2 separate regions of the Homo sapiens genome follow, and region 2 is linked to region 1. Evidence: read pairs that join two places in POLR2A ChIA-PET (ENCODE). Cell type or tissue: HepG2. All regions are shown on one strand. Links, peaks and the distances in the headings refer to the core of each region. The heading gives the core; the rest is flanking DNA.

Evidence for each region. ChIA-PET counts read pairs that join two places held together with the same protein. Peaks named below come from ENCODE experiments on the same cell type or tissue, not always from the same donor. Only the 100,000 strongest peaks of a DNase experiment are listed, where the experiment ranks them.
Region 2: POLR2A ChIA-PET joins it to region 1 with 5 read pairs; 2 of 35 experiments call an interaction of 5 or more read pairs at or near these places.

The regions. Positions count from the first base shown.
Region 1 is chr2:240,854,945-240,859,323 of GRCh38, forward strand. No RefSeq gene overlaps it. Among named protein-coding and RNA genes, the nearest start is that of AGXT, 12 kb to the right of the region's middle. In HepG2, for the core only: a CTCF peak has its summit at 1,889 (motif pointing right); DNase peaks (open chromatin) are centred at 1,897 and 2,657; H3K4me3 peaks cover 481 bases; H3K27me3 peaks cover 394 bases.
Region 2 is chr2:241,133,543-241,137,921 of GRCh38, forward strand. It overlaps PASK (PAS domain containing serine/threonine kinase), which reads right to left. Exons shown (of 18, transcript NM_015148.4): 7 at 3,462-3,722; 8 at 2,329-2,497. Among named protein-coding and RNA genes, the nearest start is that of PASK, 14 kb to the right of the region's middle. In HepG2, for the core only: no CTCF peak of the experiment used is centred there; a DNase peak (open chromatin) is centred at 2,409.

The sequences.
Region 1 (4,379 bases), core at 206-4,205:
AGAGCCAGCAGGTAGTGGAAGGAAGCAGCTTCGGGGAGGCAGTGGCAGTGCTGCAGGCTTACCCATAAGCAGTGAGCCACATGTGGGGGTGATTGGCAGCCATATTTATACCCACTTTTAGTGACATGCAAATGAAGGGGCAGGTTATTCAGAAATTGCTAGAAAATGGGCGGTAACTTCCAGTTGTTGCCACGGAAATGGGCCATGACTTCCGTGCATTGCCGTGCCATTGTAAACTGTCCTGGTGTTGGTGGGGGGTGTTTTGGCTGATGGGCAGTGAGGGTGGCCAGAGGGTGTCCTCCATGCTGCTTGCTGCTTTTGGCCTGTCTTCAGTCCAGTCCGGAGTATGACTCCTGCTGGCCTCCTACCTCATCTGGGCTAGGGCCCACCCTCATCCAGTATGCCCTTAACCTGATCACGTTGGCAAAGACCCTAGTACAAGGTCAGTTTCACAGAGGTTAGTTCTAGGACACACATATTCTGGGAGCTGCAATGCACCCCGCACCCACTGATCACCACTGAGATGTGTGGAGGGTGCTGTTTCCCCAGCAGAACTCCCCAGTATCCAGAATGCTGGCCTCATGAAGGCAGGGCAGGGGCGGCAGATGGGGCCAGCCCCAGCAGAGTCTGAGGCCACACCTGCCCGGGCATCTTCTTCATCATCTGTTCTACTTTCCGGTTCAGATTCTACAGTCACTTGGGAGAAGAGGGTGATGGGCTGTCCTGGAATTGGGGTGCTGGGGCCCTCCAGTTTGGTGGGGGACAGGTCGGGGGCCCAGGAGCAAAGCCCAGAAACTGCGGCAATGGGCAGCTGCCCTCTCCCCACAGGTCACAGTCGCCCTCTCCCCACAAGTCACTGTTGCCCTCTCCCCACAAGTCACTGTTGCCCTCTCCCCACAAGTCACCGTGGGCCTCGCTGCCCCAGTGCGTGTCCCTGCTGTGCAGATGAGGACGTGGGGTCCCAGTGGGACAAGCAGCTGCCAGGGCCACACAGTTGAGGTGGCCCTACCTGTCCTGCCCCCTGCAGCCACCTCCAGAAAGGGGGCCAGGCCTGTCCTGTCCAACCCCACACGGGGTCTCTGCTCACATCTCTGTGGCATGGGCTTGGGAAGGTCTTCAGGGGCCAAGGCTTCCTCTCCTCTAGGAACCCAGAGTGAACGCCAGGAAGGCAGTGCTGGATTCTATACCCACCTCTTGCCCCCACCCCACCCACCAATGCCAAGAACTTGCCACAGCCAGAGGCGCCTGGGGAAAGGAGCCCTGGAGGCTGCCTGGAAATCCCTGATGTCGTGGCTCCTGAGTCCTCCAGCATTTAGGAGGCTGTGCCGACTCCCAGGGAGGTGCTCCACATACCCCCCACTCCTGTCGGGGAGGACCCTCGGGCTGGCCGGGGTCGCATGGGGAGGGGAGAGTGCGTCAGGGCGGCCTTGGCCCAGGTGGGAGAGGCGGAGCCGGAATTTTCCACCACAACCCTCGTTACTGTGATGACCTGTGGCCCCTGACCTCTGCCCTGTCACCCCAGGGGAGAACTTGCCTCCACTTCACAGATAAGAGGTCCAGGGACAGCCCTGCCTCCACCTGGCTGGACTCCTGGCTTTGCACGGGCAGGCTGTCCACACAGGACTTGGTTTTACACCCAGTCCTGGGCATAGGTACCTGTGCCGAGCAGGGATGCAGCAGCAGGCTCAGCATGGGAGGGGTTGTTCCAGGGATGGGGTCACAGCATAGGCATGGGTGGCAGCCCTCGTGGCACACCAGACCTGGGTACAGCACCCAAACAGGTACCCCAGGACACAGCACCAGAACAGGTACCCCAGGACACGGCTTATCATCAGGAGCCACTGGGTGGCATCCGTTCTGCAGGACCCTCACCTGCCAGAACCAACTCCTGCCATTCAGGCCGTGACCTGGAGGGGGCAACTTGTGCCGGACACCCTCAAGGCACCACTGCATTACACATGCACAGGCCCCACGGCCCAGGGGTCCCGCCCTCCAGTTAAGGCAGTGGGTTTTACACCAATCCTCCCCTTTTTGGGACCCAGCTGCTGCCTGTTGAAGGACAAATGCCCTGATGGCCACCTGCAGCCTGGATGTCCCAATAGGCTGGTTTAGCCGGGGTTCAATTAAAATGGTGCATGGTGGGGACGTGTGACTGGCAGACCGCACAGCATCTCCCTACAGCACCTAAGGGCGACAGGCTCGCCTGCCTTAGTGAGACAGGCACCAGACCCAAAGAAATTGTTTGCATTATTTTATATCAGTTATAACAAAACAAGTTAAACTTTTAAAAGATACTCAGTTCCTGGCCTTGTGTGTCAGGTAGCAGGCCGGCTGGTTCCGCTGGTGACTTCATCTGGGGAACTAAGACAACCCCAGGTCAGTCCTGCCCAGGAGGGCAAGGCAGGCCAGTCCCGGGTCCTGACCCGGACTTCACGCCCCATCCTGCCAGCCCAGGCCCACCCCAGGGCCCAGAAAGGCGGCTGAGCTGAGCAGGTGGTGCCCTCAGCTCCCGTTTCACAGCTGCGAGAGGCCACTCCCAGGGCACTGCTGCTGCTGGCCTTGGCTGGAACGGCCTGGCCACGTGGCCAGGTGGCCCTTATCCCCTGGACTCCTGGGTGACAAAGGTCAGTTGCCTGCCCTGCAGCTTGCTGTGGTTCGTAGCTCCGAAGCTCCCAATAAGCTCTCGGCCTGAGGAAACACCCTCCCTTGGTGGTTGCAACAGCTTCTCCTGGTTACCTTGACAAAGGATGAGCAAACAACACCTTCCATTCTGGAACAAAGCACACACACCTCCTTGGCTTTCCAAGGGCTGCCCACCCACCCTCCGGGACCAGTCAGCCAACTCTGTGTCCAGATCTTCTATGCCCTCGCACATGCCATGCCAGGCACACAGAGCTGCATAAAGGGGGTCCCGCCCCAGGGAGGACAGGCAGTCAACAGATGATGCAACAGATGGGGTGAGTGGCCTGGTGGCAGCTGAGGACATTGGACAATTGGGATGACTCCCTGGGGAGTGAGGGGGAGCTGAGTAAAGACAGGAGCAAGCACTGCTGGCAGAGAGGGCAGCATATGCCAAGGCACAGGCGCATGGGTTTGACTGGAGCAGAGGGGAGTGTGCTTGGGGGTGGGCAGGAGGCAGAGCTGGGAAGGCCCCGTGAGCTGGCTGAGGACAGCTAAGACCACCTGGTGACCATCAGGCAGGCCATCCATGGCAAAGCTCCATATTTGAGGAATTTGGAAGTAATTAAACTTCCCCATCATCTAAAGTTGGCACCTGGTTCCAGGCCTCCTTTCAACCTAACATTTATAAGTAACTAGAATTTCTAGACATCTCCAGAATGCGTGGCTGATGAAAATCAATGTGCACCCCCTGCCATCACTAAGGCACCAGAATGTCTACAAATGTAGCATTTGTTGTGCAAATCACCCTTCAGCTCCCGCCGTGGGGTCCAGAAATGCTCCTAAGGAAAATCCCTGGTGGTGCCGAGTCCTCCGGCAGAGGCACCCACTGCACTTCTCTGCAGCGTTCTTTCTTCCTAATAAAACTTTCCTCTTCCAAACCCATACTGTCATTGGTAAGTTCTTACCAGCCCTCGAGTCGGCCCCTTCCCGAGGCTGGGGCTCCGACACCTCGCCAGGCACCTCGGTTGTGCGTACAGGACTTTACTGGGATTTCTCCCTTCTTTTCCCTCCCTGCTTCCCTTGATGGTCTGGTTCTTTACTCGGAAACTGAGGGCTCTGTCCAAGACCACTCTTCAGTGGGATCCTGAAGCCCTAGAGAAGAGATATCTTTCCATCACTGCCCTTAGGGGTGAGGAATTAGCCAGGGTTCTTTTCCGTTTTTGAACTGCCAGGGAACCAGCTTGAGTACTCTTTGGCAATTGAAGGTTTCTGGCCAAGGGCACTACCTGGTGTTACCCGAAGGCCAAGACAAAAGAGGGAATTTACTATTGCCCTTTGGGGTGGCAAGTCCACTTTCACTTGATGCCCTGTAAACCATGCCTTGGAAATGAGCAGCAGTGATCCCCACTCTGCGCAGACACATTCCACTGGTTGCGGACCCACATTTGGATTCCACTTCAAGTGGGAACCGCATCCCAAGTTATGGGTGAGTTCTCCTTCACCTTAGGTCTGAGCTGACCGCTCAAACACGGGCACACCTGGAGTGGTCGTCCAGGCAAGGGCAGGCCCTCCATTTGTGGTAGACGCCCCCGAATAGAGTGAGCCGAAGAGGTGAGGTCCAAGTCCCTCAGGGACACCTCGGGGATCTTGTAGTACCTGATCTGAACCCAACATGGGTCCATTTCATTCTTCAATTCCATCTGACTCGCCCTTGGATGGCATTCTTCAAAACTGGTCTCATTTTGACCCACAAACTT
Region 2 (4,379 bases), core at 115-4,114, 280 kb after region 1:
CTCTGGCCACTTCCTGGGCTCCATGTCACCTGGCTCCCTCCAGTCCCCGTGAGCGCAGGGGCATCTGCACGCAGTGCAGCCTGGCACGTGGTAGGGGATGAATGTATGTCTCTTGGTTACATGAGAGAAAGCAGCCTGCATTAGGAAGGACCCTGGGAGGCCACGCACAGTGGCTCACACCTGTAATCCCAGCACTTTGGGAGACCGAGGCGGGCAGATCACCTGAGGCTGGGAGTTCGAGACCAGCCTGACCAACATGGAGAAACCCCGTCTCCACTAAAAACACAAAATTAGCCAGGCATGGTGCTACATCCCTGTAATCCCAGCTACTCGGAAGGCTGGGACAGGAGAATCACCTGAACCCAGGAGGCAGAGGTTGCAGTGAGACGAGATGGTGCCACTGCACTCCAGCCTCAGCAACAAGAGCGAAACTCTGTCTCAAAAAAAAAAAAAAAAAAGGACGACCCCAGAAAGAACCCTAGCCCCAAGCCGAGAGAAGCCTGCTCTGTGACCAGGACAGTTGGGTGGTTCGGCATAACTTCTCCAAGAGGCATTTTTGACAGTAACTAGCAAACGTGTTCATTCCCTGAATCCAGAAGTTCCACTTCTAAGAATTCATCCTAAGGAAACAATGCGAGAGTAACAGAAATGTGATCCCCTCCCCCCACCACCAAATATCCGACAAACAGCATGTACTCAACACAGGCATGCATGCACAGGTCAGAATTTGGAATTCTGGAAAAAGGGGAAGGGGAATATAATTAGTGCTAGAGGAAAAAGCTTGTATAAAGGACAGACTGAGATAGAAAAACCCAGATACAATGAAGGGAACCACATGCTAAGGAAAGCCGGGATTGTAAGGAGAACCAACAGCCTAACAAAGTATCTTTTAAAACAAATGTTACAATCCAGCTTCTAATGCCCCAGGCGAGACCCTGTGGGGAAGGAGGCTGGGCGCATGTGCCAAAGAACTCACACAATGCCCAGACAGCTAAAGAGTGTCTGACGGTAAATGTTTATCTCACCAGGCTGGTCAGTCTCGTGAAGCTGTAGTTTTTCTCAGTGACTGTATTAAATCCACTTTCGCACTCATTCGATACCCGAGTGACCGCATGCAGGACAACCTCGCAAGCCAGCACCTGCCGACCCGCCTGGCCCCACCACGATGCAGAGCCCCGAGGTGGCTGTGCTTTCTGCCAGCACTGGCCACTCTCTCTCTCTCACCCCCACTGTGTCCTTCCATAGAACAGAGACCCCCCCACCTGACACCCCTGCCACACCATCACCTGGACCCTTGGGCCCCAGCCTGCCCCAGGAACTCCAGAACCACACCCAGTGAGCCCACGCTCCAGGTGGGCAGAGGCCCTGGAGGCAGAGTTCCGGGGTCCCCACCAGGGCAGAGCCAGGGACAGGGCGCACCCCCACCCCATGCTTGTCAACAAGAATGAGCACTGTGGAAGCAGCCAGGGGCCTGCTCCTTACCAGGAGCTCAGGCGTGGGCCCTGCCAGGACATCAGCGGGTTCTACTGCCCCTCATTGCTCCCAGCCAGAGTGGGTCCCTCGGGACAGGAGGCAGTGTGCTCACCCTGTCTTCACAAGCCACACACCTAAGACTGTGCATATGAAAGGGACTCGGAGTATTTGTTGAAATCATTTAAAATGTTAAATTAAAACTATGTGGGATAAACATAATTAAACCAGGAAATACTGGTAGAACATTCAATTTAGGAATTGCAGTCAACCCTCAGTACACTCAGGGGATGGGTTCCAGGACCCCCAGAATGCCAAAATCCGAGCACCCTCAAGTCCCACAGCCCACCCGTGGAACGCAGGTGCATGGAAAGTCAGCCCTCCATATACGCCAACTTCACCTCCCACCAGTACTGGATTTCTGAGGTTGAAAAGAATCTGTGTATAAGTGGACCCTCTAATGTCAAACCCAGTTGTTCAAGGGTCAGCGGTAATCCGATATGCTACATGGCTTCACTTAAACTACATGAAGCTATATAAGTTTACTTAGAAAAGACAAGACGGTCAGTTAGCTGTGTCTCGGATGCTGTGTCTCGGATATCATGGGCACTGGTGATGCACTCTTGGGGGGTTTTCTATTCTCTTCTCTATGCTCATATGTTTATAAGAATATGTCACAGCCCCCGAGACAGAGAGGAACATCAAACCAGAAAACAGTCACCCCCTACTCCGCCCCCCACCACCCCTGAGCCTCTGGAGGGACAATAGCTCCTGCTCCTCCCAGCCCTGTCTCAGAGGCATGGGGCTGTCTGGGGCTCAGCAGCTACAGGCGCATTCAGGAGGAAGAGGACGTCTTACCCTGGCCCCCCTCAGCTGGGTCCTGGCCCTGCCACGGGTCCAAGGTTCTCTCCCCACACCCACTCTCATTGCCGACGTCCAGGCAGCTGGCCAGGTCTGGGAGCTGTAATGAGCTGTTGTACGCAAGGTCCATGTAGCTGTAGAAACCAGGAATCAGGAAAGTGATATTCTAGAAAACAAAGCAGGGACATTTCAGAACCTGGAGGATCCACGCTGACCCACTGGACCGTCCCCCTGGGGGAGGAATGAACACAAGGAGAGCCAGTCCCTGAGGGTTCACCCTTAAGGTCAGGAAAGGCCTCGGGCCAAATGCCCTTCGACGCACCTGAAGCCCCTCAGATGCTCAACATGTGATCTGTGATTTTCCCCTTAAGAAAAAGGTAAAAACATACTCTGCGGCAAGTTACAGTGACATCGACACATCTTTGGAGCAGACATCTGGCCTTTGGCCCCATGTTTAGATGGATCTGGGAGCCTGTGTTTGCAAGCCTCACCTCACGCGGCTCACTGGTGGCCGGAACAGTGACATGCACCCAGGACAGAAGGACTGTGGGGCCTTCCTCCCAGGCCAGGAGCTGCTCTGACAGATGCTTCCTCTGAACCTGTGTGTGGCCCCCTCACCGGGACACTGCCCATAGCTGTAATGCCAGAACCCGCTCTAACCTCACAGAGGGCACAAGTGTCCATGCCCCCAAAATCCCTGCAAGGTCTCAATGCCCTCAGCTCCTGTGGGAACCCCTCATCCAGGAAGAACACTAACTGCTTTTTAACTAACTTAAATTTAACGTAACTACAATTCAGCTTAGCTACTTTTTAGTATTTCTACTAGGGTGAGAAATGAACCCCCGCAGTTGTGTCGTAAACCCTGGTCCATCAGTCAGACCAGATCTCTCAGGGCTTCGAAGCACAGTGCTCCTCTCCCTCCGACGGTGGTTGCTGGGGAAGGGTGGAGAGGAAGGAGCTTGGCAGCCATGAGCAGGGACCTCCCTCCCTGGACCCAAGGTCCTTCCTGGGTAAAGGAGCGAGCTGGAGAGCTTGCCGGGTGCGAGGCCTGTGCCACACGCAAGCCCGCACTGCAGAGCACAGCAGCTTCCTCCCAGGGAACGGGAGCCAGGCGCCCAGGGCAGCCCCACCTTGCCCAGGAGCTCCGTCTTTCCGTAACCAAACAGTGTCAGCGCGAAGCTGTGGTTGATGCCGTGGATGGTCCCATCCGGCAGGAGGGTGATGAGGCCACTGATGGTGCAGAACACCCAGACAGATGCCCGGTAGCCGCTCACAGGGGCCGCCTCACCGGTGGTCGCCTCCTCGCTGCTGGGTTGGGATTTCAGCTTTAAGCTCAGAGGGAAGGTGGTACCGTCCCTGGCTCTTCCAACAGACCTCTGAATCTTGAGATTCTGAAAGAAAGGCTTGTCGTTTGGCTTAAGCCGTGTTTCACGTGGACAGAGCACTGAGTCTGTGCTGCGTCCGACCCGACTTCTACCCCACGTCATCGGGGAAGGTCCCCAGGACATCTCACACCCACACTGCTCTGCCTTCCCTCTCCTCCCAGGCCCAGCTGGCCCAGGAAAGAGCCCTTCTGTGGGTGGGGAGGACTCAGTGTCCAGAGCCGCCCCAGGCACAGCAACCCCAGGGCAAGTGAGACACCCCAGTGAGGGGCCGGGCACCAGCAGGGAGGGAGGGAGGGAGGACTGTGGGGCTCAGGCTCGGGGCTCAGCCACGCCACTGGCAACTGTGCCATCCTTGATCTGGCACCAGGATACTGGCCCCACAGGCAGCACTACACCAGCTGCGCAGCTGTGGATGTTACCTCCCACCCCTCAGCCTTGGGCAGCGTCCCAGCATCCACCTCTGTGGGTGGCCCAGCTCCTGGGAGAAGACTCAGGGGACAAGAGTGGTCAGCTGGGAGACCACATAGGCTCCGGCCCTTGGTCAAGGCCTCAGCGCACAGGAAGCTCAAAACTGAGCATGTCCCACCCCTAAGGCCACCCTTGCCTTCAGAAACCCTTGGTCTGCGTCTCCAGTTATGGATTCAGAGCTAAGAACTCCACCCC